Linked DNA regions of Homo sapiens: region 2 is linked to region 1. A link is a loop called in an ENCODE intact Hi-C map of the cell type or tissue named here. Cell type or tissue: psoas muscle. All regions are shown on one strand. Each heading gives the region's core, and the rest is flanking DNA. Links, peaks and the distances in the headings are about the cores only.

Evidence for each region. A loop is a pair of places that touch in the nucleus more often than their neighbours do. Peaks named below come from ENCODE experiments on the same cell type or tissue, not always from the same donor. Only the 100,000 strongest peaks of a DNase experiment are listed, where the experiment ranks them.
Region 2: a loop joins it to region 1, with 1.9 times the contacts of the local background. A loop is called at or near these places in 10 of 110 quality-filtered maps.

Annotation. Positions count from the first base shown.
Region 1 is chr12:109,223,085-109,239,552 of GRCh38, forward strand. It overlaps ACACB (acetyl-CoA carboxylase beta), which reads left to right. Exons shown (of 53, transcript NM_001093.4): 27 at 731-820; 28 at 4,287-4,405; 29 at 9,585-9,722; 30 at 10,664-10,763; 31 at 10,854-10,961; 32 at 12,229-12,285; 33 at 12,522-12,563; 34 at 14,081-14,296. Among named protein-coding and RNA genes, the nearest start is that of FOXN4, 78 kb to the right of the region's middle. RefSeq lists an enhancer at 16,326-16,468. In psoas muscle, for the core only: no CTCF peak of the experiment used is centred there; DNase peaks (open chromatin) are centred at 5,913 and 8,071; H3K27ac peaks cover 1,635 bases.
Region 2 is chr12:109,165,630-109,182,097 of GRCh38, forward strand. It overlaps ACACB (acetyl-CoA carboxylase beta), which reads left to right. Exons shown (of 53, transcript NM_001093.4): 3 at 1,232-1,364; 4 at 2,267-2,405; 5 at 6,176-6,285; 6 at 6,646-6,727; 7 at 8,503-8,601; 8 at 10,302-10,411; 9 at 10,524-10,634; 10 at 13,459-13,668; 11 at 14,288-14,458. Among named protein-coding and RNA genes, the nearest start is that of ACACB, 57 kb to the left of the region's middle. In psoas muscle, for the core only: no CTCF peak of the experiment used is centred there; no DNase peak of the experiment used is centred there; H3K27ac peaks cover 708 bases.

The sequences.
Region 1 (16,468 bases), core at 3,266-11,265:
GGGAGACTCTAGGAGAGGTGGGCATGGAGCCCAGTCCTCCAGGAAGGACAGTGTGACAGCAGTGGGGGCTCACCTGGTGCAGTTTACAAACCTCAGCCATATGGAGCATATCTGGAAGCTGTGAGCCCTCCTGTGGCTGAGTCGCGGCCTCATCTTCCCTATTCCTGGACTCTGGCTCATTTACATGTTCTCAGGTACCCCCTCAGTGCCTGATGGGAGACCTGTCCCAGGTGCCGTCATCCCGGAGTTCTTCACCAGCTCTCCTATGATTAAATAGGGGAGGAGCCCAGCGCGCTGCAGGGCACTGATCGCTTTTAGTGGTCAAAGCATGACTTCTGCCTGCTCCCACCGCCCCCACTCATCAGACTGGTGATTAAAAAACTTACTCACTGGCTGGGCACGGTGGCTCATGCCTGTAATCCCAGCACTCGGGAGGCCAAGACTGGAGGATCACTTAAGCCCAGGAATTTGAGGCCAGCCTGGGCAACATGTGAGACCCTGTCTCTACAAAAAATAGACACACAAAAAAAAGAGCCACGATGTTGGCGCACGCTGTAGTCCCAGCTGCTCAAGAGGTTGAGGTGGGGAGATCGCTTCAGCCTGGGAGTTTGAGGCTGCGGTGAGCTATGATCACACCACTGCACTCCAGTTTATCTCAAATAAAAACAAAGAAAAACCTGAAACTTGTTCACATTTACTTTTCCTTGTTTCCCCTTTTCATTTCCCTTAGAAATTAATACTTTCGGAAACAACCATCTTCGACGTCCTGCCTACTTTCTTCTATCACGCAAACAAAGTCGTGTGCATGGCGTCCTTGGAGGTAAGCAGGAGAGGCCCAGAGAACAGCACTGACCATGCCAGTTCTAGTGTTCACTGCCGCTACCATGCACCTGACCCTAGGCCACATGCCTTGGTGAATGTGATCCTATCCTTTTCTCTTCAAGGTAGCTATGTTAATAGTCCCATCTTACAGAGGAAGGAACTGAGGCTCAGAGAGGTCAAGTGACTTATGCAACGTCACACAGCTAGAAAGTGGCAGAACCAGGTTTTGCATTATTGGGTCTGCCTCATTCCAGATTCCATGCTAGTTACCACTGCTGTCTCATGTCATTCCAGCCTCTTCCAGGCAGGGCACATTAAATACTAATCCCTGAGAGCCAAGTCTGAGGCACCTCATCTAAACTTTCTGACTCACGTGCATTAAATACCTTTGAAAGACTTTTCTGCTTGGAACTGCCAGAGCTAGAGGAGCCCAGGTGACAACTTAAGGTGACCCCCTGCCCCCCGAGTGATGAGGTAGAAGGGCGTGGCCAGTAGCAAAACCCAGATTAGAGCCAGGTGATCCCAGGTGGTCTTGCTCCCGGGAGCAAGAATTCAGGTCTTCTTGAATTCAGGAACCAAGAAGTGTTGTGTTGGTTCCAGGAAATCAGAGTTTTAAATCTGCTCTTTTATTATTATTATTATTATTATTTTGAGACTCGCTTGTGCCTAGGGTGGAGTGCAGTGGCACTATCTCGGCTCACTGCAGCCTCTGCCTCCTGGGTTCAAATGATTCTCCTTCCTCAGCCTCCCCAGTAGCTGGGCCTACAGGCGCCCACCACCACACCTGGCTAATTTTTGTATTGTTAGTAGAGACAGGGTTTCACCATGTTGGCCAGGCTGGTCTGGAACTCCTGACCTCAAGTGATCTGCCTGCCTCAGCCTCCCAATAAATCTGCTGCCCTTTTAGAATCTTTTTAAGAAAATATGTTTTTAACACGGCCCTCTTACCCGGGTCTGCTTTGCTGGCAGTAGTTTTTCCAATATTCTTTATCTTCTGAGCTCAGAGTCTCAGTCCCCTGTTGCCCCCACTTTCTCTTCTGCATCCTTGGGAGCCTGTGAGTCACACAGTGAGAAGGTTTACTGGGTCTTCTGGAGACCATCTTGGGCTTGTTAGCATATTACAGCCACAGGGTCTCCTGGGCCTGCAACTTTTATTCCTCTATGGGTTTCACCTCTGGAAGAATCTTTCTCAGGCCTCACTCTTTGTTTCTAACAGGGAGACCTAATACACCTCTTCTGTAGTTACTTTAAACACAATTTTTGTTTTGTTAGAGACAGGTCTTGCCGTGTTGACCAGGCTGGACTTGAACTGCTACGCTCAAGCGATCCTCCTGCCTCACCCTCCCCAGTAGCTTGGACTACAGGTGCATGCCACCATGCTTGACTTACAGTTACTTTTTAAAGTGCTAAATGCTGTTTGTGTCAATTAGAGATTTTTCTAGGATGCTTTTGGGTTTTTTTATTTGTTTTGTTTTTCCACCACGCCCAGCTAATTTTTGTATATTTAGTAGAGATGGGGTTTTGCCATGTCATCCAGGCTGGCCTGGAATTCCTGGGCTCACGCGATCCACCTGCCTTGGCTCCCCAGAGTGCTGGGATTACAGGCGTGTGCCACCATGCCTGACCCCATTCTTGACAGGGAATGGTGGGAACCTTCCCCAAATTCAAGTTCCCCAGTGCTGGCCAAGGGCAAGTCTTTTAATGGAAAGCAATTATGTCTGCTAATTGCTGTATTAGCTCCTGCTGCCCAGTTCCCGCATTTCCTGTTCAGTTGAAAAGCTTCCAGTGTTTAAACTCCAGAACTGCATTGTCCACTATGGCAGCCACCAGCCACGTGTGGTTAGTGAGCACTTGAACTGCATCCAGTCTAAATCGAGCTGTGCTCTAAGTGGAAAATACACACTCCATTCCAAAGATGTAGTACTGTATGGAGAAAAGAATGTAAACCATCTCAATAATTTCTTATATTGATTACATGTTGAAATGATAATATTTGCATATGTGGGGTGAAATAAAATATATTATTAAAATTATTTTTTATCTTTTTTCTAAGTGGTTACTAGAAAATTTAAAATTATAGGCCAGGTGAGGTGGCTCATGCCTGTAATCCCAGCTCTTTAGGAGGCTGAGGTGGGAGAATCACTGAACTCAGGAGTTGCAGACCAGCCTGGGCAACATAGGAAGATCCTTTCTTTACTAAATATAAAAAACAAAAAAAATTAGCCAGGTGTGGTGGTGCCTGTAGTCCCAGCTACTTGGGAGGCTGAAGTGGGAGGATCCTTTGAGCTCAGGAGTTCAAGGCTGCAGTGGGTTATGATCTCACCACTGTACTCCAGCCTGGGTGATGGAGTGAGACCCTGTCTCAAAAGTAAATAAATAAAATAAAGTTACATACACAGCTTGTGTTATATTTCTGTTGGACAGCACTGCTCTAAAGCAGGGTTTGATAAACTATAGACCATGGACCATATTTGGCCCACCACCTGTTTCTGTAAAGTTTTATCAGAACGCGGCCAGGTACGGTGGCTCATGCCTGTAATCCCAGCACTTTGGGAGGCCAAGGCGGGCGGATCACCTGAGGTCGGGAGTTTGAGACCAGACTGACCAACATGGAGAAACCCCGTCTCTACTAAAAATACAAAATTAGCCAGGCATGGTGGTGCATGCCTGTAATCCCAGCTACTCAGGAGGCTGAGGCAGGAGAATCGCTTGAACCTGGGAGGAGGAGGTTGTGGTGAGCTGAGATCATGCCATTGCACTCCAGCCTGGGCAACAAGAACAAAACTCCATCTCAAAAAAAAAAAAAAAAAAAAGAAGAATGCAGCCACACCCATTCATTTACATGTTGTCCACAGCTACGTCCGTGCTAACAGCAGAATTGAGTAGTTGCAGCCAAGATGATATGTCCCACAAAGCCTAAAATATTTACTACCTATCTCTTACAGAAGTTTATCAACCCCTGCTCTAGAGTTTAGAGTGGATTTTGTGTAACTAGTAACACTCTGAAATATGAGCAAATTTGCTCTTAACTGCTGCTTAGAAATCTTTTTTTTTTTTTAATTGAGGAAGGATTTTTCTCTGTTGCCCAGGCTGAAGTGCAGTGGTGCTATCATAGCTCATTGCAGCCTCAACATCCTGTGCTCAAGCAATCCTCCCACCTCAGCCTCCCGAGTAGCTGGGACTACAGGCGCCTGCCACCATGCCTGGCTAGTTTTTGTATTTTTAGTAGACATGGGGATTTGCCATGTTGCCCAGACTGGTCTCGAACTCCTGGGTTCGAGTGACCTACCTGCCCTGGCCTTCCAAAATGCTGGATTGCAGGCCTGAGCCACTGCACCCGGCCTGCTTACAGATAGATATTTTAGAGGTCATTTCTGGTACCTGTTCCCCGTGAGTGCCCTCAGCTTTTGAGCACACTCTGCAGTGGCCCCTGAGAGAATGTCCGTGTGTTTCTGCCTTGTCAGGTTTACGTGCGGAGGGGCTACATCGCCTATGAGTTAAACAGCCTGCAGCACCGGCAGCTCCCGGACGGCACCTGCGTGGTAGAATTCCAGTTCATGCTGCCGTCCTCCCACCCAAACCGGTATGGAGTGGGACACACCCAGGGACGGCCTGTGTTTCTGTTCTTCCTGACCTCTGTCGTCCTGTCTCTGGAAGGACCTGGCAAGTGTGTTTGGGCACGCTGCTGGGGAGACATCAGCGATAAGCACTTCCCCTGTGGGAGCTCCCTGCAGCGCCATTTTCTCCCCTCTAACATGGTGATAATGCAGAGCCCACCTCCTACACCTGCACTGTTCAGTACAGTAGCCATGTGTGCCTATTTACATTAAAATGAATGCACATGGGCCAGGCGCGGTGGCTCATGCCTGTAATCCCAGCACTTTGGGGGGCCGAGGCGGGCAGATCACTTGAGGTCAGGAGTTCCAGACCAGCCTGGCCAACATGGTGAAACCCCATCTCTACTAAAAATACAAAAATTAGCCGGGCGTGGTGGCACATGCCTGTAATCCCAGCTACTGGGGAGGCTGAGGCAGGAGGATCACTTGAACCCGGGAGGCAGAGTGAGTCAGTGAGCTGAGATTGCCCCACTGCACTCCAGCCTGGGCGAAGAAGCGAGACTCCGTCTCAAAAAAAAAAAAAAAAAGAGGCCAAACACAGTAGTGGCTCACACCTGTAATCTCAGCACTTTGGGAGGCTGAGGTGGGTGGATCACAAGGTCAGGGGTTCGAGACCAGCCTGGCCAACATGGTGAAACCCTATCTCTACTAAAAAAAATACAAAAATTAGCCTGGCATGGTGGTGTGCACTGGTAATCCCAGGTACCCGGGAGGCTGAGGGAGAACTGCTCGAACCCGGGAGGCAGAGGTTGCAGTGAGCTGAGATTGCACCACTACACGCCAGCCTGGGTGACAGAGCAAGAGTCCATCTCAAAAAAAAAAAAGAGAAAAAACAAAGAATGCAAATGAGCCAGCCATGGTGGCCCACACCTGTAATCCTAGCACTTCGGAGGGCTGAAGGGGGCAGATCAGGAACTTGAGGCCTGGAGTTTGACACCAGCCCGGCCAACTTGGTGAAACCCCATCTCTACTAAAAATATAAAAATTTGCCAGGCGTGGTGGCACACCCCTGTAATCCCAGGTTACTCGGGAGGCTGAGGGATGAGAATCTCTTAAACCTGGGAGGCAGAGGTTGCAGTGAGCCAAGATTGTGCCACTGCACTCCAGCCTGGGTGACAGAGCGAAACTCTGTCTCAAAAAAAAAAAAAAAAAAAATTCAGCTTCTCAGTCATACTGGGTGGCTCATGGCTGCCATATTATTTGACAGTGGAGTTCTAGAACATTCTGTCATGGTAGAAAGTTCTAGTAGACAATGCCACCCAAGCCATTGGGAAGAGTCATGAGATAAGGCACATGTAGCATTTTAGACAGTGCCTGGCACAAAGGAAGTTGTTGACTGTAAGTGATCCCGGAGATGATCATGACTAACGCTGTTATTACCATCTAGTGGCATGCCATTGGCCTGGGCACTCTGCTCAGTGCTCCCACACTCTTTTATTTATTTATTTTTTTTGAGATGGAGTCTCGCTCTGTTGCCCAGGCTGGAGTGCCAGTGGCACAATCTCAGCTCCCAGATTCAAGCGATTCTCCTGCCTCAGCCTCCCGAGTAGCTGGGACTACAGGCGCACACCACCATGCTCGGCTAATTTTTATATTTTTAGTAGAGATGGGGTTTCATCATGTCAGCCAGGCTGATCTTGAATGCCTGACCTCAGATGATCCACCCGCCTTGGCCTCCCAAAGTGCTGGGATTACAGGCGTGAGCCACCGTGCCCAGCCCACACTCTTATTTTATTCAGCTCTTATCCTCTATCGGCCAAAAATGTGTTCTCATCCTCGTTTTACAGATGGGAGCCCTGGGCCCTCACCTGACCTAGGCTGAGCTGCTTGTGCACGTGGAGTGGGAATTTGAGCCCAGGCCACACTCTCACCTCCAAGTCCTTTCCACAGCATTCAGGGGCCCTCTGAGCCAGGTGTGAGGGCACCTGTCCTGTCTGTGTCCACTGTAGTCTGCTGTCCAAGAGCTGTAGTTCAGTAGATACCCTCAGTGTTCTCACCTGAGAATATCTTTTTTTGATTTTTTTGAGATGGAGTCTCACTCTGTCACCCAGGCTGGAGTGCAACGGCGCGATCTCAGCTCACTGCAGCCTCCGCCTCCTGGGTTCAAGCGATTCTCCTGCCTCAGCCTCCTGAGTAGCTGGGACCACAGTCATGCACCACCAAGCCCCACTACTTTTTTTTGTAATTTTAGTAGAGATGGGGTTTCACTGCATTGACCAGGTTGGTCTGGAACTCCTAACCTCAAATGATCTGTCCACCTCAGCCTCCCAAAGTGATGGGATGACAGGCGCCACCATGCCTGGCTCACCTAAAAATATCTGATGTGTCTGAGTTCCTCACTCACAGTCTTTTTTTCAGTCCATCTTGTTTCAGGACCCAAAGTATTAATACCATTTAGGTCAGGTAGAGTGGGATACCTTCTCTTAAAGTAATTATGTCTCCTTGGGATTCGAAGTGTTCTCTCTCACGCTCCCTCACCCCTCTGGTTTTAGTTCTTATGGGGGTGCCCAAGGCCTTACCTACGGCGGCATTGATGTCATTGTGATTTGGGAGTTCGGTTGATCAGATCTGTACAGGCAATAGGGTTCATGCTTTGGTGAAGCGGGGATTTTTCTGGCCTCTTAGGATTTTTAAAATAACTTTCTTTTCCTGTTGGTTTTAAGAAGAAAGATGCTGCTATGTTTTGGATGAAGAAAAGGGGGCTTCCCCACGAGGCACTGCCTTTCCTAGTTATTTGTTTTTACCCTTCTTATTTCCAAAAATAGGATTGTGACATTTTACCCCATTGAGAGAAAGGGGACTGACTGCTTGCAGCCTGGGGTCATTCTGGGGATTTGGAGAGCAGTGGTGGTGTAAGATATTTTGTAGCTGTCTACTCCTGAGAAGGACTCTTTTGATTTTTTTGTTTGGTTGTTTAGAGACAGAGTCTAGTTCTGTCACCCAGGCTAGAGTGCAGTGGTGTGATCATAGCTCACTACAGCCTTGAACTCCTGGGCTCATGTGATCCTCCCACCTCAGCTCCCTGTGTAGCTGGGACCACAGGCTTGCGCCACCACACCTGGCTAATTCTTTAAAAATATTTTTTTGCAGAGATGGGGGTCTCACTATGTGGCCCAGGTTGGTCTTGAACTCCTGGGTTCAAGTGATCCTCCTGCCTCGGCCTCCCAAAGTGCTGATATTATAGGCGCGAGCCCCTGTGCCTGGCCTTCTCTTTTGATCTTATTGTCCCAGCAAGTCAGCCCTGTTAGGAAGGGAAGGGCGGCTCTCCTGAGGGCTGTGGGTCATGCCTTGTGAGCTACACGTATATCCAGGTTATTGGTTGTGATTTTCAGTATGGGCACAGGGTCCTTTTTTGACCCAGAGAGACATTGAGGACCCTGGGGGATTCCTGGCCATCTAAGATTCTCATGATTGCTCTCAGTGCCAGAAATGTACTCTGGGCCTGTGAAGAGACCTTGCCTGCGGCTGCCCCCACCAACCAGCCCTTTAATGCCTCTGTAAAGGGCCATGAGGAATAAAGTCTATCCCCAAGATGGCCTGGCTTGGCCCTCAACACTTGTGTGTGTAGAGCCAGGCACATGGTGCTTTAGGTCACCGAGACCCAAGGGAAGGTCAGATGAGAAGTTGGCAGGGCTTTGTGCCAGCTGCAGCCTGGACCTGGACCTCTGTGCTGGGTGGGAACTGGCTACATCCCCCTGCGATGGGGCTGCTGTCCTAGCTCTGCCCACTGTTGCCCTGCAGGAAACTGACCATCACAACCAGACTTCTCCATGATTTTTTCCAGCAGAAGCAGGAAATCTATTTTTTTTTAACCTGAAGTCCTTCCATTTTTCAATGGGGACAGGTAATTCATGTTAAATGAATACATGAACACATGTTAATTCATGTATGTTATTAAAATGCTGCATGGACCAAAGTCATTCTGTGAGTGGCATTCAGCCACACTGCCACTGCAAGTTTGTGACCCCTGGATTGAGCTGTCGGGGAGCAGAGGGGCCATGATCGTGATTTCAGAGCACCCAACAGGAATGCACACACCTGTGTCAGGGTCCCCAAAAGCACCCCCAGGTTCGATCATCGCCTAGGAGAACTCACAGGTCTCGGGACATAGTCATGCTTATAGCTCTGACTTATTAGGGGGCAAGGATACAAAGCAGTTAGCCAAGGCAGAAGGCATCAGGGTGAAGTCCAGAGGAAAGCAGGTGTGCTGCCAGGGTCCTCTCCCAGTGGATTCACGCAGGGTGCACTTCATTCCCCCAGCAAGGAGTTGTGACAACACAAGTGAAGGGTTGTCTTCCAGCCCCGCACCAGGGATTGGTGGCTGGTCACATCACCCTCTGCTCTGCATCGAAATCTCAGGCTTGCAGAAGAAAGCAGGTGTTCAGCATAAACCACACTGTTTGTGCAAACAGTTGAGGCACAGTGAGCCCCCCTTGTCACCTTCAGGGAACGATAGGAACCTTCCCCAAGTCCAAGTTCCCAGAGGCCAGCCAAGGGCTGTCCTTGCAAGCAAGCAGGTCTCCTTTCTCAGAAGAGCAGTGTGGGGCCTGCTGTGCTGACTTCCTGCACACCATTTCATTACCCCTCCCGTATCTGATTCCAAGGCCCAATTCTAACAACCTCAGGTGGCCCATTGAGATTTGCTGCTGGTGAGCAGCCAGTTCTGGGAGCATCGTTGTCTAAACTCCAGAAGGCTGCTGACTTTGTCCCAAGGGCAAGTTTGATGGAGGGATTACAGGGAGCAGAGGACTGGAGTGTCCGTCAGGACCAAGCCTGACTGCCTCACCAGCTGCCTGGGGCTGGTGGATTTCTCCAGGAGAAATTGATGCTGGGAGTGTTTCTTCTCTGTGGTCAAGTTCAGCACTTGGGGCTCCCCTCGGGACTGTGTTGAGACTGGACTCTCATGCATGAATCATTGATTCCTACACTTGTTGAGCTCTTACTCTTCACCAGGTCCTGAGGGATCAGATGAGACCCTCCTCAGGCCCCGGCCCCAGCCATTGTCTCATCCCCTGCCCATTTTAAGCCCCCATTTGGAAGAGCTCTAAATCTGGTCCAGCTCACTGAAGCTTCAGGAGTAGGAGCAGCTCGTAGAGTTGGGTCTGCAAGCAGCTGCCTCATCCCCGACTTGCCATCACCTTACAGGATGACCGTGCCCATCAGCATCACCAACCCTGACCTGCTGAGGCACAGCACAGAGCTCTTCATGGACAGCGGCTTCTCCCCACTGTGCCAGCGCATGGGAGCCATGGTAGCCTTCAGGAGATTCGAGGACTTCACCAGGTACCCAGCATGGCCCGGTCTCCAACACCCTGAGCATGGGGGCTGGGCAGACTTCCCTTGAATCCCCCCCCAATTCACTGGACAGATGGGGTGGGAGAGACCCAGACACGTGGCACAGCATGTCAATAACAACAGAATAATAATAGCATTGTAGCCAAGAGTATGAGCCTACATGTCAGCTTGCCTGGCACAGCACATCAATAACAACAGAATAATAAGAGCATCGTAGCCAAGAGTGTGAGCCTGCGTGTCAGCTTGCCTGGTTTGAATTCTGGCTATGTGCTTTCTAACTAAGAGACTGAGCAAAATATTTTTACCTCTCCATACCTTCGTTTTCTTATCTGTAAAATGGGAATAATAAAGGACTCACTTCATAGGTGCGCCATGAGAATTAAATGAGATAACATATGTGAAATAACATATTTAAAGTATAATTAGTATGCAGATAATATAGTGACTAAATGTTAGCTCTCAATAGTTACTGTTATAGTCTTTTTTCAGCCTTTCACTGTGTGTTCTGCTTTGTGCTTGGAGTATCTTGTGGAATTTTCACAACAGCCTCATGAGGCATAGGGATTACTCTTATTACCTTTCTTTGACTCGGGGTGAGGTGAGGTTTCTAGGATCTCCCAGCCAGTAAAAATGGGAGCCAAGAGTTGATCTCAAGCCCAGCTGATGCCTGAAAGCGCTGGAATCCTTCCCTGTATTCCTGATCACAGATCACTTAGGTTCATTCTTCCCTTTTGGGAAGGACCCCATCACGGGTGCTCTGGACAAAGTAGACAGGGAACCTCCTGAGCTCTGTAGAGTTGGATAAGATCAAAGGGTGTTGGCTGGGAAATTGGGAGGGTCTGGCGTTCCCTGCTGCCTGGCTTGGAAGCTTGACCTCATCCCCATGGGTCAGCAGCCCCTCAGCCCTCCCTCTCTACCCGCACCCCCAGAAATTTTGATGAAGTCATCTCTTGCTTCGCCAACGTGCCCAAAGACACCCCCCTCTTCAGCGAGGCCCGCACCTCCCTATACTCCGAGGATGACTGCAAGGTAAGCGTCTAAGCCCAGGGAGCAACCTGGGGAGCAGGTGGGCCGTGGCCCCCAGGCTTTCCAGCCCTACCCCTTGCTTCTCCCTCTCAGAGCCTCAGAGAAGAGCCCATCCACATTCTGAATGTGTCCATCCAGTGTGCAGACCACCTGGAGGATGAGGCACTGGTGCCGATTTTACGGACATTCGTACAGTCCAAGGTACTCTGGGCGTGCCTCTGGTTTTGGTGGGGGTTCTTGGAGAAGGAGGAGGGGCTGGGCTCGTCGAGGCGGCCCTTGGGGAGGCAGGCGTGCTGAGTACTTCAGAGCCACAGACCTGGCTTCCCACTCTAGCTCTGCTCGCCTCATAGCTGGCGACCTTGGGCAGATGTGGCTGAACGTGGGGTCAGCATTTCTCTCGCTCACGGTGTTGCAATGATTCAATGACAAAGTATATACACGGCTTAGCCAGTCCCAGGTACGGAGGGCACACCCAATAAATAGTTTGGAGATTTTCTGGGAGTGTTTTTGTTGGAATAATCCAGAAACTGGCAGTTTTAAAATGGCTACTTACATTGATGACCAAGTGTGCCAATAACAGCAGGTTGCTCTGTAAGCCTGTGATGCCATTGTATTTCAGCCTGGGGGACAGAGCGAGACCCTGTCTCAAAAAAAATTATATATATTTACAGTATACAATGTGATATTTTTTAATTATCTTTTTAATAACAGCTTTATTGAGACATCATTGACATACTACACAATTCACCCATTTAAAGTGTGCAGTTTTGCAGCCATAAAAAAGAATGAGATCATGTCCTTTGCGGGGACATGGATGAAGCTGGAAGCCATCATCCTCAGCAAACTAACACAAGAACAGAAAACCAAACACCGCATGTGCTCACTCATAAGTGGGAGCTGAACATTGAGAACACATGGGCAGAGGGAGGGTAACAACGCACACCGGGGCCTGTCGGGGGGTGGGGGCCGAGGGGAGGGAACTTAGAGGACAGGTCGGTAGGTGCAGCAAACCACCATGGCACATATATACCTGTGTAACAAGCCTGCACGTTCTGCACATGTATCCTGTTTTTTTTTTTAGAAGAAATAAGAAAAAAAGTGTACAATTTAATATATTTTTAGTATATTCACCAGGTTGTACAACCATCACCAGAATCAATTTTAGGACATTCTCATCACTCCATAGAAAAACCCTGTACCTGTTAGCAGTCACTCCCCTCTGTCCCCAACCCAAAAACCCTCTCCCCACCACAGCCCTAGGCAACCACTAATCTACTTTCTCTCTATATAGATTTGCCTATTCTGGACGTTTCATATAAATGGAATCAGATCACAGGAGGTCTCTTATGATTGACATCTTCCACTTAGCATAATGTTTACAGGTTCATCCGTGTGGTAACATGCAGCAATACTTCAGTTCCTTTTACGGCCAAATAATATTCCATTGTGTCTTTGGTTTTTAATGCAGAAAAATATCCTTGTGGATTATGGACTCCGACGAATCACATTCTTGATTGCCCAAGAGGTTAGTTCACAGTTCATCTCTATGAGTCTTTCCCATTCTCCAAGCCTTGGTGTGTGCCATTTATTTGATATTTATTTTGTAGATTTGGGTGAAAGAGATCATTAGAAAGGAGAAGGATTTCCAAATGATTCATTCTAGAAGTGAATGTAATCGTTTACAATCACTAAATAAGGATGTACATATTTCAGTGCGTCTTGCTTGATTTAATTGTCTTGTGTGTGGATTTCTTTTTGCAGAAAGAATTTCCCAAGTTTTTCACATTCAGAGCAAGAGATGAGGTATGGCCAAAAGTAATGATGTTTTCTCTTCTCTAGCATCTTGTTTTATTTTTTAAGAGATGGGATGGGGCCGGGTGTGGTGGCTCAAGCCCGTAATCCTAGCACTTTGGGAGGCTGAGGCAGGAGGTTTGCTTGAGCTCAGGAGTTCTAGACCAGCCTGGGTTATATAGTGAGACCCTGTCTCTACAAAAAAATTAAAAAATCAGCCTGGCATTGTGATGCAAGCCTGTGGTCCCAGCTACTTGGGAGGCTGAGGTGGGAGGATTGCTTGAACCTGGGAAATAGAGGTTTCAGTGAGCCAAGGTGATTCCACTGCACTCTAGCCTGGGTGACAGAGTGAGACTCTGTCTCAAAAAAAAGGAAAAAAAAGAGATGGGGTCTCACTATGTTGCCCAGGCTGGACTCGAACTTATGGCTCAAGCGATTCTCTTGCTTCAGCCTCCCGAATAGCTGGGACTATAGGCACATGCCACCGTGCCTCCCAGCTCCCTGGCATCTTTGATATTCATGAAGAATATAGTCTGCAGTCCTTAAGGCATCCCCATATTCAAGAATGTAGCAACTTTTGTGTAGACTGCAGTCTTCCTCTGGGATTGTATTTCCATTGAGAGCCCTCTGTTCCCTGCATGGCACTCAGACCTGAGAATCTTGCCCTTTCAGCCTCACTACAGGTTTCTGTCTTGCTTGAATAATTTTCAGTACTTGCTGATGTACTCAGTAAGACATTTTTTCCAAACTGTTTTTCTTATGCTCGTCTAGAACAGTGGTTGGCAAACTCACTTGCAGACCAGCTGCCTGTTTTTACGAATAAAGTTTTATTGGAACACAGCCACACCCGTTGGATTCCACATTGTCTACTCTGGCTTTCACTCTAACAGTAGCAGAATTGAGTAGTTGTGACAGAGCCCGTATGATCCATCAGCCTAAAACATTTACTCTCTGGCCATTTAAGAAAACGTTTACCGATCCCTGTTGTAGAACAGGTAGGTTTATTCCCAGCACTGATTCAAGACCCCACCAAATTCAGCATTTTGCATTTTAATTTATCCAAAGCTTTATTTTTCTAGCTAAGACACATCCTTTTCTTAATGTCTTCATTTTTTTTTTCAGTTTAGTTTCCAGTACTGTCAGTTGCTTTCTTTTCGGGGACCAATTTCCACCAAGAAACCAGGGGTTAGTGGCTTCATGAGAATTGCCACAGGCTGTGACAGATGGAGAACAGCCTGGTCACGCTGGCAGGTGATAGGGACTAGCTAGGTTCCCCCAGGAGCCAGCGCTGCACCCAGCACAACAGGCTTGCAATGCCCATAGCTCTCCTCAGATCTTAGCAAAACCCCAAATATCTGGAGCCCTGGGGGTAGCTTACAATTAGGGAACATCATGAATGCTGCATTCCTGAGTGCCAAACCCATGGACACCAGGGGTCTGCAGAGTAGGGTGTGGACCAAGCAGGGACGCAGCTCCAACGTCACGCTGTGTGTGTATGTGTCTGTCTTCTCTCTCTGGTCCGCCTACAGTTTGCAGAAGATCGCATTTACCGTCACTTGGAACCTGCCCTGGCCTTCCAGCTGGAACTTAACCGGATGCGTAACTTCGATCTGACCGCCGTGCCCTGTGCCAACCACAAGATGCACCTTTACCTGGGTGCTGCCAAGGTGAAGGAAGGTGTGGAAGTGACGGACCATAGGTTCTTCATCCGCGCCATCATCAGGCACTCTGACCTGATCACAAAGGTAAGATGTCGCAGAGCATTTCTTCCTCTCTCAGAACCTGGCCCTCCCTTCCTTACATTCCTGCTCTGTGCTGGGTCCTGGGCTGCATGCTGGGGATGGAGAGTACACCAACACCCAGGGTCCTGCCCTTGCTATGCTCCAGTCCAGGGCAGGAGGCGGACAGCAAAGTGGCCTGTGATCACGTCCAGGCTGGTGGCACTTGGATCTGTTTCTTGTATTATGTGGGTCTCTGCGCATGAGAAGAAAATTTCCAGGATAGAAAAATACTGGTTTGTTCAGGGAATTTCTTAATATTTGCTGACTGAGTGATCGTTTTCCATTGTTTCTTGCATTTAGAAAAGTAATCCATGGCCGGGTGCAGTGACCCATGCCTGTAATCCCAGTACTTTGGGAGGCTGAGGTGGGCGGATCACTTGAGGTCAGGGGTTCAAAACCAGCCTGGCCAACATGGTGAAACCCTGTGTCTACTAAAAATACAAAAATTACCTGGGCGTGGTGGCGTACACCTGTAATTCCAGCTACTCAGGAGGCCGAGGCATGAGAATCGCTTGAACCTGAGAGGCGGAGGTTGCAGTGAGCTGAGATGGAGCCCTTGTACTTCAGCCTGGGGGATAGAGTGAGACCCTATCACAAAAAAAAAAAAAAAAGAAAAAAAGAAACAGAAGTAATCCATGATTATATTGTGAAAATTTTAAATAAGACTGAAAACGATTTTTAAGAACCTAGCGCAAGGACCGAGAATCCTGTCACTGAGGGGCCAGCTTAGTTGTTGACTGTTTCTAGACACAATTCCGTCCCTGAAACCTAGAGTTGTAGGCATAAGTTGCAGATAAGAGCTGAGAGTGGACAGATCATTTGAATATATTATTCTTTAATTGGTCAGTCACTTGTGGACCTCTTTCATTGTTAATAAAGAGTGGTCCACCACATATTATTTCCTTGCATGGATGTACCGTGTATAATTTTTTTTTTTTTTTTACTAATCCCCTATTGATGGAAACATATATATATTATTATATATATAATTATATATAATAATATATATAATATATTATATAATATAACATATAATATACATAATATAATATATAATATGTTATATAACATTATATATACATAATATAATACATATTATATGTATTTATATAAATATATATTTATATAAATGTATATATAATTATTATATATATATATTTTTTTGGAGATGGAGTTTTGCTCTTGTTGCCCAGGCTGGAGTGCAATGGCACAATCTCAGTTCACTGCAACCTCCGCACCCCCGGGTTCAAACAATTCTCCTGCCTCAGCCTTCTGAGTAGCTAGGACTACAGGCACACCCCACCATGCCCAGCTAATTTTGTATTTTTAGTAGAGATGGGGTTTCTCCATGTTGGTCAGGCTGGTCTGAAACTGCCGACCTCAGGTGATCTGCCCACTTCGGCCTCCCAAAGTGCTGGGATTACAGGCGTGAGCCACCACGCCTGGCCCTATTGATGGATATTAAGCTAACTGCAGTTTTTTTGCTACCTGTCAGCTAGATGTTTTATTTTTATTTTGATACAGAGATTTGCTCTTGTCACCCAGGCTGGAGTGCAGTGGCGTGATCTTGGCTCACTACCACCTCTGCCTCCCGGGTTCAAGCGATTCTCCTGCGTCAGCTTCCTAAGTAGCTGGGATTATAGGCGCCCACCACCATGCCCAGCTAATTTTTGTATTTTTAGTAGAGACGGAGTTTCACCATGTTGGCCAGGCTGGTCTCGAACTCCTGACAACTGATCCACCCATCTCGGCCTCCCAAAGTGCTGGGATTATAGGCGTGAGCCACTGTGCCTGGCCAAGCCGTTTTAATAGGTTTTATTATTGTTGAGGTATGGTGAGGCCAACAGATAAGGAGACAACTGCCATCAAAAAGACAGTTTATTACTCATAGTTCCCAAGAAGAAGGGGTTTTCCCTGCCATGGGGCCACATGGGGAGGCTCTGGGGTTGGTCAGGCAGCAGAGGGACAGAGGGGAAGACATGGAAGACGTGGACGAGAGCCTTGATTGTGGTTTCCTGGAGAAGAAAAAAGTGAGGCTGAGTAAACAGGTTTAGGATTGGCTGTGAATCATCTCAGCAGACCCTGGCATATAGAAGCTGTCTCTGGTTCTCAGGAATCTGGCCCTGGGTGATTAGA
Region 2 (16,468 bases), core at 4,543-12,542, 56 kb before region 1:
TGCAGCTCTCATATGTGAATAATGATCACAAACTTCATATGTGAATAATGATCACAAACAAGTAAAACATTGAATACCCAGTTTGCTAAATTACAGTAGACTTCTATGGTATTGACCAGCTGGTGGAGGGGAGCCGATGGGGTGGCCTTGTGAGATAACTAAATTCACATCTCTCAGGATGGGAAGGCCATAGATGCTGTCTCACATGGATGACTCACAAGATTGCATACACTTGTTGTTTAGGACTATGGAGATGTGTAATTGCTAGAAAAAATCAGCATCAGTTTCCTCTGGTGTGGAGGGACAGAGCAGGAAACCTGTTTTGTTGTTAAACATTTAAAAAATTGTTTTCAGTTTTCTAAAGAAATTTTGTGGGCTGGGCGTGGTGGCTCATGCCTGTATTTTGGAAGGCCGAGGTGGGAGGATCACTTGAAGCCAGGAGTTCAAGACCAGCCTGGGCAACAAAGTGAGACCCCTGTCTCTACAAAAAAGAAAACTTAAAAACTTCTGAAATACAAATGTAGAAAAGTACATGAAAGATATTAATACCATGTAACAAGTCGGAACGATTAGAATGTGTGGACTTCTTCCCTGATCATAAAACTCTCACCCTTGTTATAAGTTTTTTAGTATTATTCAGGTTCCTAAACAATGGGCATGTAAAGTAAAAATTAACTTAGGATTAAAAATCTAAACATCCACCTTGGGACAGGTAGAAGAAACTGCTCCTTCTAGTTCATGTGCTGGTACCTTAGCTGGCCTCTTAAGGTGCTTTCAGTTGGGTACAGTGGTTCACGCCTGTAATCCCAATGCTTTGAAAGGCTTTGACGTCACTTGACATCAAGAGTTTGGACGAGCCTGGGCAACATAGTGAGACCCCATCTCTACAAAAATGTTTAAAAGTCGGCTGGGCTTGGTAGTGCCCTCTGTGGTCCCAGCTACCCAAGGAGGTCGAGGCTGCAGCGAGCCACGATTGCACCACTGCATACTAGCCTAGGTGACAGAATGAGATCCCGTCTCAAAAAAAAAAAAAAAAAAAAAAAAAAAACCGAAGGTGCTTCCTGCCCTTGAGCCTCCTTGTAAATTGCTTCAGGGGCTCTGGAGAGCAAGTGCAAAGCAGGGGGGCTCTGGTGCAGTTTGGCTCCTCTGCTCCACTGGCTTTACAGGTGCCGAGCTCTGAGTCCCAGGCTTCTTCCCTCATGCACGTCTGTCCCTCATTCTTATTCTGCAGGCCGAGCATGTCGGGACTCCACCTGGTGAAGAGGGGACGGGAACACAAGAAGCTGGACCTGCACAGAGACTTTACCGTGGCTTCTCCCGCTGAGTTTGTCACACGCTTTGGGGGGGATCGGGTCATCGAGAAGGTACAGATGGGTCTCGGCACTCTGGGTGGGGTCCGATTGGGGTGCAGGGGCCCCTCCTCTCAGCTGGAGGTGGGAGATTCGGGTTCAGGCTCATTCTGCCTGCTGCAGAGAGGGGGTGAGGGCCACGCTCCTCTGAGTTTTAATAGTTTAACCCTCAAATAGAAATAATAGTGAAGCCTCTTTCAAAGGGCTATTGTGAGGATGAAATGAAATAAGACAGGTAAAACACATTGTACTGTAAAACACTCAAAAAGTGTTAAGGGTGATCACAATGACACCAAAGGAATAAAAAAAAAATCATTCACTGGGCTCGGCACAGTGGCTCATGCCTGTAATCCCAGCACTTTGGGAGGGTGAGGTGGGCAGATCATTTGGGCCCAGCCTGGGTTTGTGTTCAAGTTCAAGACCAGCATGGACGACATGACAAAATCCTGTCTCTGCAAAAAAATTAAAAAATTAGCAGGATGTGGTGGTGTACACCTGTAGTCCCAGCTACTCGGGAGGCTGAGGTGGGAGGATCACTTGAAGCTGGAAGGTCGAAGCTGCAGTGAGCTGTGATTGCACCACTGTACTCCAGCCTGGGTGACAGAGCAAGACTCTGTCTCAAAAAAAAAAATATATGTATGTGTATATATATATATATATATATATATATATATATTTCAGACAAACAGCCATCCATCCATCCATCCATTTGATGATCCATTCATGTGGATGGCAGACTTTGAGCTCCTGCTCTGTGCTGGGGTGTGTGCCATGGAAATACATAGAAATACCAAGAGGAATGATGTGCTGCGGGGGCTGCAGGAGGCTCTGCAGCTGTGAGGTGGACTCGGGGTAGCACGTGGCCCCCAGCGCAGGTAGATGTGCATCTACAGCTCCTTCCTTGTCTTCCCATGCAGGTGCTTATTGCCAACAACGGGATTGCCGCCGTGAAGTGCATGCGCTCCATCCGCAGGTGGGCCTATGAGATGTTCCGCAACGAGCGGGCCATCCGGTTTGTTGTGATGGTGACCCCCGAGGACCTTAAGGCCAACGCAGGTACCTGGGCCTTGACCCTCTCCTCCCATCACGCTCCATCCTTGCCTGCCCTCGCCTCCTTCCCCTGTGCCTAGGCAAGTCCATCCTGGACTCCCGATGGTCAGGACCTCTCATGAGTCTGTATTTATTTGTCCTTCCTTCTTTATTTAATTAAAATGTCTGCTGACATCAAGAACAACTCATGTGCCTTACAAAAATGCAGATGGTTAACATGCAGAGAGGAAATTCGATCTTTGAGAAATGTCTGTGTTCTAGCAGATTGGGGGCTGTTTCTCCTGCAGGTGTATGTAATTGTATTTCAATCATTTGTTCATTCTTCCGTTCATTTGCCTAAGTTTATTATAATGAATCATTCTATAAACAACTGTTGGATGATTTACTTTTTTCCTGAACAGTCTTATCCTTTTATAGGCCCTACTCCCCACAGCAGCCAAAGTGACCTTTTAAAAGCATAACTTCTTCTGCTGTATTTTCTGAAGGTTGTTAAAAACAAAAACCTCAGCCAGAGCGCTGGCTCACCCCTGTAATCCCAGCACTTTGGGAGGCTAAGGTGGGAGGATTGCTTGAGCCCTTGAGTTTGAGAGCAGCCTGGGTAACATAATAAGACCCTGTCTCTACAAAAAATAAAAATAAAAAAATTAACTGGGTATAGTGGCACGCACCTGTAGTCTCAGCTACTCAGGAAGCTGAGGTGGGAGGATCGCTTCAGCCCAGGGGGTCTAGGCTGCAGTGAGCTGTGATTACACCGCTGCATTCCAGCCTGGGAAACAGACTGAGACTCTGTCTCAAATAAAACAACATAAACCTAAAAGCATAACTCAGGTCCGAGCACAGTGGCTCACGCCTGTAATCCCAGCACTTTGGGAGGCCAAGATGGGCGAATCACTTGAGGCCAGGAGTTTTGAGATCAGCCTGCCCAATGTGGTGGAACCCCATCTCTACTAAAAATACCTCCCAAAAATTTGCCGGGCATGGTGGCAGGTGCCTGTAGTCCCAGCTCTTCAGGAGGCTGAGGCAGGAGAATTGCTTGAATCCAGGAGGCGGAGGTTGCAGTAGGCTGAGATCACTCCACTGCACTGCGGCCTGGGCGACAGAGTGAGACTGTCTCAAAAAAAAAAAAAAAAAAGCAAAACAAAAACCAACATAAGTCAGGTCTTCAGGTCTTTTTGTGCTTCTCCTTAAAATGCATCAGAGGCTGTGTGCTGTTCCCAATATTAGCAACCTCAGCACCATCCCCTAAGCCTTCCTGCCCCAAGCTCTTCACAGACATGGCCTCATTTGTTACTTACAGCTCTGTTTTACAGATGGCACAGTCGAGGCACAGGGATGTGAATTTATCACTTGTCCAGGGTCACACAACCATCATGTGATGCGGGTGGGATGGGAACCCTGGTCTGGGTTCAGAGCATCATCCAGTGGGTCCTCCCATCTTGGTTAGTCTAAAATTCAAAATTGTCACCCAGGCCTATTAAGTCCCCTCCTGGCTCCATCTTGAACCTCTTGCCCTCCATCAGCCGGGTACCAGTCACCCTGACCTCTGGTAGCTCCTGGGCCTGTTGCAGAGTCTTGGCACCTGCTGGAACCTCTATTGAAGGTGCTTCTCCCAGAGCCCTTTGTGCAGTGGACTCCCTCCCCACCCAGCCTGTAGGTCTCAACATGATCATCGCATCTCTCTCAGAGAACCTCATTTATTTTCTTCCCAGCACTGACCGGAGTCTGTAGTTATTGTGTTTATTTTCTTGTTTATCTTCTCCAACATAAAAGAAAAACTGGACAAGGACCAGGAAGCCTGTCTGGCCGCTCACTTCATCATCTCTGGAATCTCCCCGTTGGCCGACACTTCTGTGTTTGATAAACATAGGAGGCAGGCAGGCCGGAAGGAGCAGCTGCTCTGGGATTTCTTTCTGTGTTTGCATATAAAGTGCCACATTGTTCAATTTCAGGATCTTAGCAATTCTATAGTACAGATGTCCCAACCCCTGTGTTTGGATTGAGTCTAACTTTTCCTAGTCCAAAACACTGCTCAGTGGCTGTTCTCTGACTTTGGCCTCATTGATGTGTGGGTTTTTGTTTGTTTGTTTGTTGTTGCTTTTTTTCTGAGATGGAGTCTTGCTCTACCTCCCGGGTTCAAGCAATTCTTGTGCCTCAGCCTCCCAAGTAGCTGGGACTTCAGGCATGTACCACCACGACTGGCTAATTTTTGTATTTTTAGTGGAGATGGAGTTTCACCATGTTGGCCAGGCTAGTCTTGAACTCCTGACTTCAGGTGATCTGCCCGCCTCAGCCTCCCAAAGTGCTGGGATTACAGGTGTCAGCCACCGCGCCCAGCCAGCGTGTGTTTTTTTAAGGACATATTCCTAGACATGGAACTTCTGGCTTAAAGAGCATGAGTATTTTAAAATCAAAACATTGCGTTATGTTCAGCCTTAAAAAGGAAGGAAATCCCGTCATATGTTACAACACAGATGAACCTTGAGGACGTTATGCTGGTCACAAAAAGTGAAATAAGCCAGTCACAAAAAGACAAATACTGCATGATTCCATGTAGAAGGGGTAACTAGAGTAGTGCAATTCATAGAGAGAGAGAAGATCGTTGGTTGCCAAGGACATGAGGGAGGGAGAGAAAGGGAGTTGTTCATGAGTATAGAGCTTCAGATTCATAAAATGAAAAAGTTGTGGACATCTGTTTCACAATATAAATATACTTCACTATTGAACTGTACACTCAAAAATGGTTAAGATGGTAAATTTTGTGTGTGTTTTTTTTTTTACCATAATTTAAAACTCTGTATTGTATTTTTGTTTGTTTGTTTGTTTTTTGAGACAGGGCCTTGCTCTGTCACCCAGGCTGGAGCGCAGTGACATGATCACGACTCATTGTAGCCTCGACCTTCTAGGCTCAAGTGATCCTCCTGCCTTGGCCTCCCAAGTAGCTGGGACTATAGGCATGCACCACCATTCCTGGCTACTTTTTTTGGATTTTTTTTTTTTTTTTTTTTTGTGGAGACAAAGTCTCTGTGTGTTGCCCAAACTGGTCTTGAATTCTTGGCCTCAAGTGATCCTCCTGCCTCTGCCTCCCAAAGTGCTGGGATGTCAGGCGTGCACCACCGTGCCCAGCCCTATTATATTATTTAATGGTAAAACAATATTAAGATAAACTTTAAATAGGACTTTTTTTAAAAACCCACCTCTAATCCCAGTCTGTTGACAGATTACTTCCTTCTTCCTTCGTTCCTTTCCAGGCCTTCCAGGCCTTGTCCAGAAACATATCTGTATCACATAATTAAAATCATATTTCATTTTCTTTACATTTTCTTTCTTTTTTTTTTTTATTAGACAGAGTCTCGTTCTGTCACCCAGGCTGGAGTGCAGTGGTGTGATCTCAGCTCACTGCTACCTCCGCCTCCTGGGTTCAAGCGATTCTCCTACCTCAGCCTCCTGAGTACCTTGGATTACAGGTGCCCACCACCACGCCTGGCTAATTTTTGTATTTTTAGTAGAGACAGAATTTCACCATGTTGCCCAGGCCGGTTTCGAACTCCTGGCCTCAGGCCATCTGCCTGCCTCGGCCTCCCAAAGTGCTGGGATTACAGGCGTGAGCCACCACGCCTGGCCTTCTCTTTACATTTTCATACATGTTTGTCCATTGTTACCATAGAAATCTGCATGGTTCTGCTTTCCATGGCTGTACATAGTCACATCTTGTAATGTTCTGCCATTGATGTCAGTCTGTCAGCAGTTCCTTCCTTCTCCCTCCCATTTAATTTCAGAGTACATCAAGATGGCGGATCATTACGTCCCCGTCCCAGGAGGGCCCAATAACAACAACTATGCCAACGTGGAGCTGATTGTGGACATTGCCAAGAGAATCCCCGTGCAGGTAGATGGACTGGGGTGCCCAAGTGTGGCCCCTGAGTGTGGGATGATGCCCCTAGGTTCTAGTTCAATTCCACAGTTCACAAGGGGTGGAGGGTCCAGATCCCACAAGGCTCCAAATTCCTGGGCTGATGTAACACAGAAAAGAGTGTTCAAGTGAGGCGAAGCACATTCTGTTTTTAAAAAAAAATTTTATAGACAGGATCTCGCCATGTTGGCCAGGCTGGTCTCGAACTCCTGGGCTCAAGTGATCCTCCTGCCTTGGCCTCCCAAACTGCTGGGGTTATAGGCGTGAGTTACTGCACCTGGCTGGGAGGCATATTCTTGAAGGAAGATTGTTGCTCACCCCTTTCTGTGTTTGCAGGCGGTGTGGGCTGGCTGGGGCCATGCTTCAGAAAACCCTAAACTTCCGGAGCTGCTGTGCAAGAATGGAGTTGCTTTCTTAGGTAGAGTGTGTCCCCATCAGATACATGGGAATTGGGGTATTGCTGGGACACTCTGCTGGGTCTGACCCTCTTTCTCCTCCTGTCCTGTAAAGCGGAGGTCCGTTTGATTTCCCACCTCACACTTCTGTCGTGAGGAGTGAGTGAGTCCCAGGGTGGAAGGGCACATAGCTAATCTGCCAACTCATGGAATTAGGAGCTGCCCGCTTTTCAAAGGAAGACACACAGGCAGCCAACAAGCATATGAAAAAAAGCTCAACATCACTGATCATTAGAGAAAGGCAAGTCAAAACCAGAGTGAGATACCATTTCTTGACAGATTCTGAGATTGTGGAGAAAAGGGAACGCTTATGCACTGTTGGTGGGAGTGTAAACTAGTTCACCCATTGTGGAAAACAGTGAGGCAATTCCTCAAAGAGCCAAAAATAGAACTACCGTTTAACCCAGCAATCCTGTTACTGGGTATATACCCAGAGGAATTTAAAATCATTCGACCATAAAGACGCATGAACACGAATGTTTATTGCAGCACTATTCACAGTAGCAAAGGCATGGAGTCAACCTAAATGCCCATCAATAACAGATTGGATAAAGAAAATGTGGTACATATACACCATGGAATACTATGCAGCCATCAAAAATACTGAGATTATGTCTTTTGTGGGAACATGGATGGAGCTGGAGGCCGTTATCCTTAGCAAACTAACACAGGAACAGAAAACCAAATATTAAATGTTCTCACTTATAAGTGGGAGCTAAATGATGAGAACATATGGACACAAAGAGGGAACAGCAGACACTACTTGAGGGTGAAAGGCGAGAGGAGGGAGAAAAGCAGAAAAAATAACTATTGGATACTAGGCTTGGTACCTGGGTGATGAAATAATCTGTACCACAAACCCCTGTGACATAAGTTTACCTATATAACAAATTTGCACATGTAATTATGTCCATGTCCTTGTGTAGTTTAGGGGAATCATTTACTATCATGTAATAAATCCCTGCTTCTCCTTACCGGTGGGTCTGAAAACAGTCTTGCCCAAATGTGAAGCAACTCAGTGCGGATCAATACATGATATTCACCTGAGGTACAGCCGGGAGTCCCATGCCCATTGACGTTTTCTTTGTCTGTGGACTCTGAGTACATGTGGGCATCTGTCCTGTCTGACAGTTACCCAGGACTCTCATTATCAGTCTTAATTCCTCTGGAGGTTGATGATCCAGCCCACTGGACAAACTACAGCTCATAGGCCAAATCCAGCCTATGGCTTGCCTTTGTAAATAAAGTTTTATTAAAACATGGTCGTGCTTATTCGTTTATGTATTGCCTATGGCTGCTTTCACCCAACACTGGCAAAGTTGAGTCATTGTGACAGAGACCTGCAGGCTCGCACAACTGAAAGTATTTCCCATCTGGCTCTTTATAGAAAGAGTTTGCTAACCTATGGTCCAGCTCTTTGAGCTCCTAGCTTACCTCTTTGATCTAGCTTTCTGCCTTCCCTCCAAAGTGAATTTTGTATATGCCACTGTAGCCTAGGTTGTAACTCACAACAGGTTTACAATCCACATACGTTGAAAGTTGACTGATGCAATAGCAGACTAACAGATTATTTTTCTTCCCTGACATGAGGTTAAGCTCCTTGAGAGCTGGGACCAGAGAATTTTCTCTGTCATCTGCTCCTTACCTGGCCCCACCACCGTGCACTCGGTCGGCCTTCAGCCTCGAGGGTCTTGTGACTGACCGGATTCTGCTTCCCTTCTTGTCCCCGATTCCTCAGGCCCTCCCAGTGAGGCCATGTGGGCCTTAGGAGATAAGATCGCCTCCACCGTTGTCGCCCAGACGCTACAGGTCCCAACCCTGCCCTGGAGTGGAAGCGGTAAGGGACCCCGAGCTTCCCTCTGGGGGAGCTTCTCAGCCCAGTCTTGATAATGTGAACGGTCAGGGTGACAGAAGTATGCTTGTAACAATTCTTTCCATTACAAATGTTACTTACTTTTATTTTTTAGTCATTAGCAAAATATTTTAAAATTTTAAATTAGTAAACAAGTGGTATAATTTATTGTAGGCAATTTAGAAAATACAAGAAGTACAAAAAAGAAATGGAAATCATTCATAATCCTATGACCCAGTGTTGAACATTTATTACATTGTAGGTATCTACCTTTCCAACCTTTTTCTGGCCATATTCTTTGGGAAAAAAAAAAAAAAAAGACAGATCTTGGCCAGTGGCTCATGTCTGTAACCCAACCCCCCAACCCAGTGCTTTCAGAGGCTGAGGGAGGAGGATCACTTGAAGCCAGGAGTTCAAGACCAGCCTGGGCAACATAGCAAGACCCCATCTCCAGAAAAAGTAAAAAAAAAAAAAATTAACTGGTTATGGTGGTGCATACCTGTAGTCCCAACTACTGAGGAGGCTGAGGCAGGAGGGTGGCTTGAGCCTAGGAGGTCGAGGTTACAGTGAACTATGGTGGCACCACTGCACTCCAGCCTGGGTGATGAGACCCTGTCTTTAAAAGGAAACAACAACCCATCTTACATTTCCTAGTTTGTGACTTTTTTTTTCCTCACTAATGAATATCTTTCTATGTAAAAAATACACTTTACACCATTTAAGATGCCTGCATAGGATTATATCTTATGGATGTATCATAATTTACTTAACAGTCCTCATGGTTAAACAATTTAGGTTGTTTCCAATTTATTTTTTCTAATTTAAAAAATATTCAAAGGAATGGAGCTTTGATAATCTTACAGCTAAATTTATGTGTGCATTTTAATAATTTTCTTAGGATAAATTCCTAACAGTGGAGTTTCTAGGACAAATTAAAAAATAAATAGGACCGTCTCAAAAGTTTCCTATTAAATTTGTTTTTTTTTCCCCCCCCAAAAGTTGAATTTTAAATTTGGGATGGAAAATTTGCTTTCATTTGTTAAATCTTTGCATGGTGTTGGGAAATAATTATTCACATATAAATGACTCCATAAGGTAGAATTGGGATTTTTTTTTGGATTTAGATTAATATGGTTGTTGTTGGTCGACTCAGTCTGAGTTTCTTTCCTTTTTTGTTGTTTTGTTTTCGAGACAGGGTCTCACTCTGTCACCCAGGCCAAACTGTAGTGGCATGATCATAGCTCACAGCAGTCTTGACCTCCTGAGCTCAAGTGATCCTCCTGTATCAGCCTCCCGAGTAGCTGGGACTACAGGCCCATGCCACCATGCCTGGCTAATTATAAAATTTTTTTTGTAAAGACAAGGTCTCACTATGTTGCCAGGGTTGGTCTTAAAGTCCTGGGTTCAAGCGATTCCCCCCACCTCAGCCTCCCAAAGTGCTGGGATTATAAGCATGAGCCACCACGCCTGGCAGTTAGTTTCTTAAGCTTGATTTCTCATTCAAGGTTGGGTTAGTTCTTGAGGAAATGAAAAGCCATTGTGAGAAGCTGAAGGGAGTGTCTGTATTCCGCTGGTCCAGAAGCCCAGGTCTAGCACTATGTCAGCAGGGAGAGGCGCTGTGGTTTCTGGGTTGTGTGTGTTTCTCCTGGATTTGGGAGGAATCAGGTTTCTTTGTGACTCTCCAGGCCTGACAGTGGAGTGGACAGAAGATGATCTGCAGCAGGGAAAAAGAATCAGTGTCCCAGAAGATGTTTATGACAAGGGTTGCGTGAAAGACGTAGATGAGGGCTTGGAGGTAAATGCAGAGCCTGTGGGGGCCAGGGGAGCCAGAACCGAACTGCCTCTGTCCTGGTAGCAGTTGGCAACTGGCTAACCTCTAAAGAGGTCTGTTTGTCCTTTGCACCCAGGCAGCAGAAAGAATTGGTTTTCCATTGATGATCAAAGCTTCTGAAGGTGGCGGAGGGAAGGGAATCCGGAAGGCTGAGAGTGCGGAGGACTTCCCGATCCTTTTCAGACAAGTGAGCAGTTCTTGCTGTGTCTTTTCGCATCTGTCTTTGGGAATTGTTTGTGGGCTGCCAGATTATTTCTCTTAGCATTATTCTGTGACAGTCAAGAAGACATTTGTAGGAGCTGGATGTATCGTTGTATCGTATTTTGCAACAAACGCGTACATTTTTACTCAGAAAAGCCCATGGTTTTGTGTCGATCTTGACAGAATCTTTTAGGTAGTTCAAGTCTATAAATCAGTGTATCTAGAAATGATTTCAGAGATACAGGATCAAAATAGCTGTTTGTGACTATATTGGCCTATAGAGGAATGGGATATTTTATAAATATTAGTACTCTTGTTATTTCTAATGTTTCTAGATGGTCTATTTTATTTTATTTTTGAGACAGAGTTCACTCTGTCACCCAGGCTGGAGTGCAGTGGCACAATCTCAGCTCACTGCAACCTCTGCCTTCCAGGTTCAAACAATTCTAGTGCCTCAGCCTCCTGAGTAGCTGGGATTACAGGCGTGTGCCACCACACGCAGCTCATTTTTGTCTTTTTAGTAGAGACAGAGTTTCACCATGTTGGCTGGGCTGGTCTCAAACTCTTGGCCTTGAGTGATCCACCCGCCCTGGCCTCCCAAAGTGCTGGGATTACAGGTGTGATCCGCTGCGCCCTGCCTGATCAATTTTAACTGTAGGAACGAATTGCACATTTACTTACTGGTAGCTAGTTTTCCTCTTTTAAAACCTTATGTCCGTTATCAGCAATGTTTAGAAAACATTTATACTGACAATCTTCCCATTCTTAAAGCTATTTTAATATTTCTAGCTTTTCTTCTAGACCTTCTTCATATGTATATTTTAAAGAGCTGTATTCAGTCTACACGAAATTTTGCTCTGCATTTAACACATTCCAAATTGTAGATCATGAATATTATTATGTTATTCCTGCCTTGGCAATTATTTTGATGATTACTCAATATTTTATGTGTGGCAATAGCCTTATTTATGAAACCTTTCCTTTTTTGTTAAATGTTTAGCTTATTTCTACTTTGTTATTATGAATAATAATACCACAGTATAATGTGATATTTAGTACTATAAATAACACTTAGCTCTTTTTTCTTCTTAATTATTTTCTTGGATAAAGACTTGGGGAGAAAGACTTAGTTAAATAGCACACACTTTACATGCACTTTGAAACACATATCAGTACATTGCTTTCTAGGAGTTTTACTAATTATACCACTCTTGGTATAATATGTGAATGTTGTATAAAGCAGCAGTTTCACTACCATTGTATCGCTGTTGGGGTGTACAAGTGTTTTGGGGATTTGGGTGGGGGGAAGAATTGATATTAAAAGGGAAGTTGCAGCAGCAGTACAGAAAGTTCACATCTATCCTTCGCCCGGTTTCACTCGTTAACATTTTTCATATAACTTTGCAACTAAGAGATTAACATGGGCACTTTTCTGTTTGGTAAACTCCAGACTAGATTGAATTTCATCTGTTTTTGCACCAATGTCCCTTTCCTGTTGCAGGATTCAGTCCTGGATTCCATATTGCATTAGGGGTCATACAGATTTTAAAGCTTTTTTGCTTTTTAAAAAATAGACTTTATTTATTAGAGCAGTTTTAGGGTCACAGCAAAATGGAGCGGAAAGAATAGAGAGTTCCCACATACCCCAGGCCCTCATGTGCACACAGATGCCCAAGCTTTTTTATTTTACTTATATGAGTGCACTATGAATATGTTCTTAATGTAGAGAGTCAGTCAAGTCAGCCATGTGTTAAGAATAAAAAAGGAAAAACCCTTTTCCCCATTACCTTCCAACTCTCCTTTCTCAGATGTAACCACTATTAGCAGCTGCCGATGGTGGGGGGCTCTTTTCAGCACTGTCACTGTATATACTTTTACATAGACATTCATACAGTTGTTTCATTATTTTTTGCATGACTTCATCCTATACATTATTGCAAATTTGTTAAACTTAATTTGTCTTAGAAATCATTGCACGTGAATACTTTTCACATTGTCTTTAAGAATCTCTAGAAGACATGCCTATAAAACAATGCCTTTCAGCTCTTAACAGGATGAAGTAAGTTTGTCCTTAGATTCCACCCGGGAGAGCTAGCTGAGAAAGTGCAGTAAGTGGAAGAAAAAGACAACCACAGATTAGTGTGTTTTGGTCCCATTTTCATTCAAAGAAACTTTCTCTGTATGTGTTGCTATATGCATAGAAGAAAGCCAGTTTGGACACCAAACTCTTTAACAGTGCAATATCTTTAGGGGATGTGACTGTGGGAGATTTTACCATTTCACAGAGTTTGACTTAAAAAAGAGAATATGTTGCAGGTAGTGACTATTGGGCTGGCGGTGCAGCTGGTAAAGGAATTTACCAAGACAGCTGTAGGTAAAGAAAGGCAGATTTATTGGAGGAAGTATGAAAATATGTTGCAAGATTGCAACAGGCAGCACAGCAGAGAAGGATCTGTCTGCAAAGAGGCAAGGGCTGGTGGGAGGTTTTATAGGGTGGTGCTGGAGGAGGGGCTGTGAGGTCATTACGTCCTGGGGTTGTTTGTGATTAGCCATCTCTCGAGCAGTTGTTCATTGTTCTTCCCCACCTGGGGCCGTCCCCCACCTGGGGCCCCTTTCTCCTCGTTACTGTGGAGTCGGGACTCCACAGAATATTATGTCTGTGAGACAACAAAAGTAAAAGATCAGCAGAGTCCTGGATGAGTACCCTAAACACATCACTGCGTTTGTTTTATGTTCTCTCCTGAGAACTTCCAGAAGCTTCCAGAGCTGGTTTCCCCATGAAGATCAGGCTGCTCTGCTTCCCCCGACAGGTACAGAGTGAGATCCCAGGCTCGCCCATCTTTCTCATGAAGCTGGCCCAGCACGCCCGTCACCTGGAAGTTCAGATCCTCGCTGACCAGTATGGGAATGCTGTGTCTCTGTTTGGTCGCGACTGCTCCATCCAGCGGCGGCATCAGAAGATCGTTGAGGAAGCACCGGCCACCATCGCCCCGCTGGCCATATTCGAGTTCATGGAGCAGGTACACTTCTCAGAGCCCAGGGGGCAGCTTCAGAGAGAGCCGTCTCAGCTCAGAGTCAGGAAGAACTTTCTACGGTCAGTGTGGCTGAATGGTGGCATGGGTGCCTAACAAGAGGGATGAGGGCCCATTCCAGAGGTGATTTCAGCATCACACAGGTTTATTGGATTAGCCGGTCTGTGAACTCCCCAAATATTTCTTTTCTTTTTTGAGACAGAGTCTCACTGTGTTGCCCACGCTGGAGTGCAGTGGTGCGATGATAGTTCACAGCAGCCTGTAACTCCTGGGCTCAAGTGATCCTCCCACCTCAGCCTCCCAAGTAGCTGGGACTACAGGAACCTGTCACCATGTCTGGCTAATTTTAAAAAAAAATTTTTGTAGAGACAGAGTCTTGCTATGTTGCCCAGGCTGGCCTTGAACTTCTGGCCTCAAGTGATCCTCCCGCCTTGGCCTCCTTAAGCGCTAGGGTGATAGGCATGAGCCACCACACCTGGCCAGTCCCAAAATATTTCACATGTAGCAGGTGCTCAGTCTGCATTTGGTGAAGGAACTGATAGTCACCATTTACAGTTCCCTGAAAAGACCTCTGGAACCCCCTTGGCCTCTTTCTGTTTCTTCACAGTGTGCCATCCGCCTGGCCAAGACCGTGGGCTATGTGAGTGCAGGGACAGTGGAATACCTCTATAGTCAGGATGGCAGCTTCCACTTCTTGGAGCTGAATCCTCGCTTGCAGGTGGAACATCCCTGCACAGAAATGATTGCTGATGTTAATCTGCCGGCCGCCCAGCTACAGGTGAGAAAATGGGCTTGGGGCCCTGGGACTTCTCTGCCCTGGGTCAGGGGTCCATGTGCTGCTCCCATTAGTCCATCCCGCCCATCTCTTGGCCGACTGTCCCAGGGGAATGACTGGCCAAAGAGCACTTTGAGAAATCTGTAAAAGCTATAGTTCTCCCTGGGAAAATATCTTTTATACAATTTCAGGACATTCATAGACCTAGAGAAATGTTTCTTAACCTTGTTATCATTATCACTCCCTGCAAGGATCCTTTGGACACATTTTATATCCTAATCCCTGTCTTGTGAAATTTTAATATCACAAATATACCACATACCTGTTTGGATATTGTAGATATATCTGTGCTTTATTCATGAAAAGAGTGAGATTTTCTTCACTCCCAAGAACAAATATTTGTCTCTTCAGAGGCAATATCATCCCTGTTAAGAATATGTGATCCAGAGTTGTAACCTCTTGGGTTAAAGGGAACTCTAAATTTTTTTTTTATTTTTAATTTTGATGGGTATATAGTAAGTCTGTATATTTATAGGGTGCAAGAGATTTTTGTTTTTGTTTTTGTTTTTTTGAGACGGAGTCTTGCTCTGTTGCCCAGGCTGGAGTGCAGTGGCGCGATCTCGGCTCACTGCAGCCTCCGCCTCCCAGGCATACAATGTGTAATAATCACATCAGGGTAAATGGGTATCCATCCCCCTCCAGCGTTTATCCTTTCTTTGTGTTATGGTGTTATGAATATTCCAATTATACTCTTTTAGTTAATTTTAAAATGTACAATAAATTATTGTTGACTGTAGTCACCCTGTTGTACTATATCAAATAGCAGGCCGTATTCATTCTCTTAATCACTACATTTTTGCGCCCATTAATCATCCTCGCTTTCCATGCCCCTACCTCTTCCTTTCCAGCCTCTGGTAACCATCATTCTACTCTCTGTGTCTGTGAGTTCCATTGTTTTAATTTTTAGCTCCCACAAATGAGTGAGAACATGCAAAGTTTGTTTTTCTCTGCCTGGTTTATTTCATTTAACATAATGTTCTCCAGTTCCATCCACGTTGTTGCAAATCATGGTCTCATTCTTTTTTATGTCTGAATAGTACTCCATTGTGTGTATGTACCACATTTTCTTTTTCCTTTTTCTTTTCTTTTTTTTTTTTTTTTGAGATGCAGTCTCGCTCTGTTGCCCAGGCTGGAGTGTAGTGGTGCAATCTCGGCTCACTGCAACCTCCACCTCTTGGGTTCAAGCAATTATCCTGCCTCAGCCTCCCTAGTAGTTGGGATTACAGGTGCACACTACTATGCCCAGCTAATTTTTGCATTTTTAGTAGAGATGGGGTTTCACCATATTGGCCAGGCTGGTCTCAAACTCCTGACCTCAGATGATCTGCCCACCTCAACTTCCCAAAGTGCTAGGATTACAGGCATGAGCCACTGCACCTGGCCTGTACCACATTTTCTTTATCCAATCATCTGTTGATGGACATTTAGGTTGATTCCAAATCTTGGCTATTGTGAATAGTGCTACAATAAACATGGGAGTACAGATACTCTTCGATATACTGATTTCCTTTCTTTTGAGTATATATTTAGCAGTAGGATTGCTAGATTGGTAGTTCTACTTTTAGTTTTTTAAGGAACCTCCATATTGTCCTCCATAGTGGTTGTACTAATTTTCAGTCCTACCAACAGTGTATGAGGGGTCCCTTTTCTCCACGTCCTTGCTAGCACTTCTTTTTCTGTTTTCTTTTTCCTTTCCTTTTTTTTTTTTTTTTTTTTTTGAGAGTGAGTCTTGCTCTGTTGCCCAGGCTGGAGTACAGTGGTGCGATCTTGGCTCACAGCAACCTCTGCCTCACGGTTCGAACAATTCTCCTGCCTCAGCCTCCTGAGTAGCTGGGACTACAGGCGTGTGCCACGACGCCCAGCTAATTTTTTGTGTATTTAGTAGAGATGGGGTTTCACCGTGTTAGCCAGGATAGTCTTGATCTCCTGACCTCGTGATCTACCCACCTCAGC